Linked DNA regions of Homo sapiens: region 1 is linked to region 2. Evidence: read pairs that join two places in POLR2A ChIA-PET (ENCODE). Cell type or tissue: GM12878. All regions are shown on one strand. Each heading gives the region's core, and the rest is flanking DNA. Links, peaks and the distances in the headings are about the cores only.

The links. Peaks named below come from ENCODE experiments on the same cell type or tissue, not always from the same donor. Only the 100,000 strongest peaks of a DNase experiment are listed, where the experiment ranks them.
Region 1: POLR2A ChIA-PET joins it to region 2 with 5 read pairs; 3 of 35 experiments call an interaction of 5 or more read pairs at or near these places.

Annotation. Positions count from the first base shown.
Region 1 is chr10:22,495,696-22,498,607 of GRCh38, forward strand. No RefSeq gene overlaps it. Among named protein-coding and RNA genes, the nearest start is that of LINC03027, 59 kb to the left of the region's middle. In GM12878, for the core only: no CTCF peak of the experiment used is centred there; no DNase peak of the experiment used is centred there.
Region 2 is chr10:22,722,362-22,725,273 of GRCh38, forward strand. No RefSeq gene overlaps it. Among named protein-coding and RNA genes, the nearest start is that of PIP4K2A, 9.2 kb to the left of the region's middle. RefSeq lists an enhancer at 910-1,019. In GM12878, for the core only: no CTCF peak of the experiment used is centred there; DNase peaks (open chromatin) are centred at 1,130 and 1,617; H3K4me3 peaks cover 731 bases; H3K27ac peaks cover 1,785 bases.

The DNA.
Region 1 (2,912 bases), core at 158-2,657, 230 kb before region 2:
TCGACAAGTGGATTTATCCATGGAACCTCTGCCACCATGATCAGGATCTAGAAGAATTTGCTCACACCCTTTCATTTCCATCCCTTCCCCTTGTCTCCAGCCCCTGGAAAGTATTGGTCTGCTTTGTGTCACTGTACTTTTGTCATTTAAAAAATTTTTTTGTTTTAGAATTTCACATAAATGAATCATAGAGTATGTAGTAGTCTGTGTAGTCTGGCTTGTTTTCATCTATAAAGCTTTTGATATTTATTCATGATGTGTGTATCAGAAGTTTGTTCTTTTTTTGTTTATTTTTTTGGCTGATGAGTATTCCATTGTGGGGACATAATCACAATTAGTCTATCCTTTCACCAGTTGGTGGACATTTGTGTTATTTTCCAGTTTTTTATATTCTGAATAAAGCTGCCAGGAACATTCATGTACATGTCTCTGTGAGCACCTTTTTTTACAAAAAGAGGCAGGGCCTCATTCTGTTGTCCAAACTGGAGTGCAGTGGCATGATTATAGCTCATTGCAGCCTTGAACCTCCAGGCTCAAGCGATCCCCTTACCTCAGCCTCCCAAGTGGCTGAGACTACAGGCACATGCCACCATGTCCAGCTAATTTTAAAATATTTTGTAGAGATGAGGTCTTACTATGTTTTCCAGGCTGGTCTCAAACTGTTGGCCTGAAGCAATCCTCCTGCCTTAGCCTCCCAAAGTGCTGGGATTACAGGTGTGAGCCACTGCACCCAGCAGTAAGCACATGCTTTAATTCCTCTCAGGTAAATGCCATTCCTGTATTGTATAGAAGTATATGTTTAACTTTAGAAGACTGTTGCAAACTAGTTTCCATGGTGACTGCAGCATTGTACAGTCCCTCCACTAGTGCTTGAGGGTTGTTTCATATCCTCATCAACATCTGGTATCATCCATCTTTTAATTTTAGCCACTCTAGTGAATTACACGAGGCCTTGAAGCCCACCTGTAAGTGTATTGCCCTTTTCTTCAGGTGGCCCCTCCTCTCCAGTCTCATGGGTGAATGCTCAGTTTCAAGTCACCAACCTTCCTGTGTGAGGCCCCTGCCCTTCTCAAGCTGCACTGGCACCCTAGAGCGGGCACCAACAGTACCTGTGCACACCCATCCTTATAGTGTGGCTGTTGCTGTCTTTGCCTGCCTTCTCCTCTCAACTCCAAGTTCAGTATTAGGAGTGGGGAGAGGCAGGAAGTTTCCACGTATTTGAATCCCAGTACCACATCTCTACAAAAACTAAACAAAATTAGCCAAATGTAGTGGTGCGCGCCTGTGGTCCCAGCTACTTGGGAGGCTGAGGTAGGAGGATTGCTTGAGCCCAGGAGGTCAAGGCTGCGGTGAGCTGAGATTGCACCACTGCACTCCAACCTGGGTGACAGAGTGAGACCCTATCTCAAAAAAAAAATAAAAAAAATGAATCTCCCAACTTTAAAATGTCTTCTAATTGAGGGGACTCATTCCCCATTAAAATGCGTACTCCACCATTCTTCAAATAATGGATGTGTGCATCTCTCTCCATGGATGCTCTGGCCTTCATTTGCAGAACAGCTAATGATCCATCCAGCCACAGACTAGGAACAAGCAATACCGAGCAGGCCTTAGCAGGACTGAAGTTTTGGCTTTAGGCACTCTGCATCCACCAAAGCCATTTGCTCATTTAAAGGTGGATATCAAACACTCACTGTGTGAGTGCTTTGGTGAGGTTCTGAGGATCTGTGGAAGACTCCAGGGAAGGGGGAATGAGGGGGAAATGACCAGAAAAAGCTATAGGGAGGAGGTGTGATTGGAGAGGATGCTGAAGGAATGGCAGCAGCTGCATGGATGGAGAAATGGGGGAAAGATGTTTCTGGTGGCAGAGTTCATGCTCATGGAACTGAAAGGTGATGTTAATCACTAGTTGAGGTGAGAGCATGGTTACAGCAGAGGGTCCCTGTTGGAGGACTGCGGCACATTTATTAGAGGGGCCTGTGACCAACTGGGGGAGGCGCTAGAATGTTTGAGGGAGGACACTGAATTCTGCCTTACAGGTCAGGGGCTGGGAGGCAGGTGGGGGCAGAGCCATTCACCTATTTATTTTTAATGATGAGCTCAATATTTTAGAAAACGATTTCCATAACTAAATGGGAGAAAGGGCAGGGAGCCTGAGCCAGCTCAGAAGCCGTCTCAGACATCTGGGCTAGCTAGTGTCAGCTATCTGTGCCCCTAGACCCCCCAGAAATGGGTCACACCTTTAGCAGCTGTCCTGTTCATCACTCTACAAGAATGTTTCCTCAGGATGCTCACAGCTGCCATGAGGCTTCTCAGGTTGGATGGCTTTCTCTCTACCCTGGCCCCACCACCGATGGAGCAAAGCTTTTGTGTGGCAAGTCTAGTTTTATTTGACCATACTCGATATCCATCAGATAAGAAAAATGAACATTGGCATAGTGATTTAGAATTTACTAGATATCTGGCAGTTCCTAGGTACCTGGGAACCATGACTGTCACTGGGCATATTGTAAAATTATGAATATGACCATCCAAGACTACTCTATGTATGCAGGTCAGAGGGCCCTTGAGGGGATAATTTGTGCAAAGTTCTACTTAGTGGTTAACAGCTTCTTTTGGTAGAAGTGGTACAGGCCCCCTGGGACTTGGCATGGGGGTTGAGAGGGGTGAAGGTGGGTCATTTCAATGGAAAAGACAAGTGGTGCCTTCTACACCATTGCCTTTTTTTCTTTTTCTTTGAGACAGGGTCTGCTCTGTTGCCCAGGCTGGAGTGCAGTAGAATGATCACAGCTGGAGTGTAGTGGCATGATCATGGCTCCCTCTAGTTTAGAATGCCTCAGCTCAAGCTGTCCTCCTGCCTCAGCCTCCCAGCTGGACTACAGGCATGTGCTACCACGCCTGGCTAATTTTTT
Region 2 (2,912 bases), core at 88-2,587:
TGGATTGAGATTCTGAATCTCCAAAAAAAAAAAAAAAAAAAAGGCATAGCTAAACATTTTTAGAGCAAAATTATAAAAATCTTTTCTAATTTATTTTACAGCAAAAACGTTGAATTAAATGTGGACTGTGAATGCATTTTCATATGTTTGATACGCTGAAGGGTTGGAGCCTCCAAAAATAAGGATGCCCAGCCCTTAGGAGAGTTTTTTAAATGGCTGCCGGGAGGAAAGATTCTATTCTTTGTAGATCAACAAGGTCCAGACAAATTGGTGTGACCTTCAGACCTGAAGCCAACACTGAATGCCAAGACCAGAGGAATTAGAAGATTTTACACTTGATCTTAGCCAAAAGGCCAAGAAGCAAAGGAATCAGAAGATTTTAGCTTGAGCCTTTTGCCCTGGGCAAGGGAAAAGTCCAGAAGCAGGAAGCAAGGAGAAAATTCAAACTAGCTTCCCTGCCTAGAGCAGTGCATAGTGGAAGATCTCAGCCACACCTTCATTTGTGCCTTTTTTTTTTTTAGCTCACTGCAGCCTTGAACTCTTGGGCTCAAGCAATCCTCTTGTTTCAGCCTACCAAAGCGTTGGGGCTCCAGGCGTGAGCCACCGTACCTGGCCTTATTTGTGCTTTCCGCATTCCTGCAATCAAGGGGCACTCTTAATTTACATGCCTACTGCTCTTAATGGGAAGGTACCTAGAGGGAAATCTCACCTAAGGTCTGCTTTCATGGAGTTTTTAAATTCTAAAATATAGTATACACTGTACTGATGCTACACTGAAGATAACCTAGAGAAATAATTGATGTGCATATTTGAAAAGCATCTAAAAAAATATGACTTGAGATCAGCGTAAGAAAAGGATCACAGTCTTCTTCATGCTGCTGTGTCCAGTGGTCAGGGATGGGGCAGTTCCCAGGGTCTCCACTGCCCTCGAGAACCAAATGGAAGACACAGAACAACAGCTTTGAGAGTTAGCCAGGGACTGCCTTGCTTTCCCGGTAGCGCTGAGGGTATGAGTTGGTGAACCCTGTGTGGTTCCTGTTCATTAACCCAGGAGGAAGAATTGAGGTAGGTGAGAGGAACAAGAGGTCCCAGAGAGATTCCTGGTGCTACCCAGGCTGTTTCCACTTCCTCCTCACCACTCTCAGTTCCTGAAATTTGCGGTTGTAGCCTTCAGAAGCAGCCCCAGAACAATCACTCAGGAGGCCCCCACTGCAAAGGCATTCCTAGATCCATCTGTCACCCATACCTGTGCTCCCAAACTTGGGGAGCCTATCCAGTTTTACCTCAGTTACACAGAAGTCTGCAAACCCACGGAACCCTCTCCTGTCACGTGTGCAAACATCATGAAATTCTAACCCATGAGTTTTCTTTTTTTTTTCTTTTTTCTTTTTCTTTTTTTTTTTTTTGAGACAGAGTCTCGCTCTGTCGCCCTGGTTGGAGTGCAAAGGCGCAATCTCAGCTTACTGCACCCTCTGCCTCCTGGGTTCAAGCGATTCTCCTGCCTCAGCCTCCTGAGTTCTCTTAGTTTTGGATTTGAGTGCCTGATAGAAAGTTCTGGGTATTTTCAATTAGTAATCTGGTGCTCATCTTGTCACCCTCAGACATGGCCCTAGTCAGTTTCGAAAGTCTCATAAAATCTCAGAAGCGATGGAACTGGGCTTGAGGGTTTTTTAGACTCTGAAAAACAGCTTTTCAAAAAAACACCCTTCCATACTTTTAGCACTAGCTAACATTTGAGTGTTGCACTAAAAGGAAGTTACAGATGAAATCGTTGTTACATAAAATTCTAGGTCTGAATTTTAAAGATGGGGAGTCTTGATTATTCACAATATTCATGCCCCTGGTTTGTGCTTTCACCTTAACTATGGGATGGCTCCTCCTTAGAGAGTTGATGTCACAACTAACTTTCAATGAAGAGTCCTGTTTTTCCTTTACTAACTCAGGCTTTTTCCATTTTAGTTTTCAAATTCAAATTTTAAGTAGGTCATATTACTGGTATTTAAAAACTTGATAAACTAGAACTCAGGGACTAACTTGAAATCAGAGGTACGTTTATTACCATTTTTGCTCATTCATTCGTCACATATGTGTTGAGGTCCTAGAAGATTCTGAGCATAAAGGTGAGTAAGACACGTCCCTTGCCCTTGAGGGGTGCATAATTAAGTAGGGAGGATAAAGCTGCAAGCCAGCCATTTCCAATGCAATATGGTACCTTCTATAGCAAGACAATAGAGATAGGGCTGTAAATGCTTAGAGGGAGGAAGAAGCACACGATTAGCATGTGGTGTGGTGGCTCACATCTGTAATCTCAACACTTTGAAAGGTAGAGGTTGGAAGATCACTTATGGCCAAGAGTTGGAGACCAGCCTGGGCAACATAATGAGGCCCTGTCTCTACAAAAAAATTTAAAAATTAGCTGGGTGTGCTGGCGTGCACTTATAGTTCCAGCTACTAAGGAGGCTGAGGTGGGAGAATCACTCGAGCCAGGAGTTGGAGGCTGCAGTGAGCTGTTAGCTATGATCACGCCACTACCACTCCAGCCTGGATGACAGAGCAAGACCCTGTCTAAAAAAAAAAACAAAAAACAAACCCAAACAGCACAGAATGGCATCATAGACTAAAAAGGGAAAGTCCCTCCTCCCTCTCCTCCACTCCTGCTTTCCATTTCTTAGATCTTTTCACTTTCCCTCCAATCCCTTCCCCTCTGTTTATATCTGAGTGGGTCAGTTAATTTCTATGTATTTACACATATATGTACATGGACTAATATATGCTTACTTTTTTTTGTTTACTATTTTTTCCCCTGGGTTGTGATCCTCCCACCTCAGCCTCCTGAATAGCTGGTACGCACCACCACATCCGGCTATTTTTTATTTTTTATAGAGACAGCGTTTCGCTATGTTGCCCAGGCT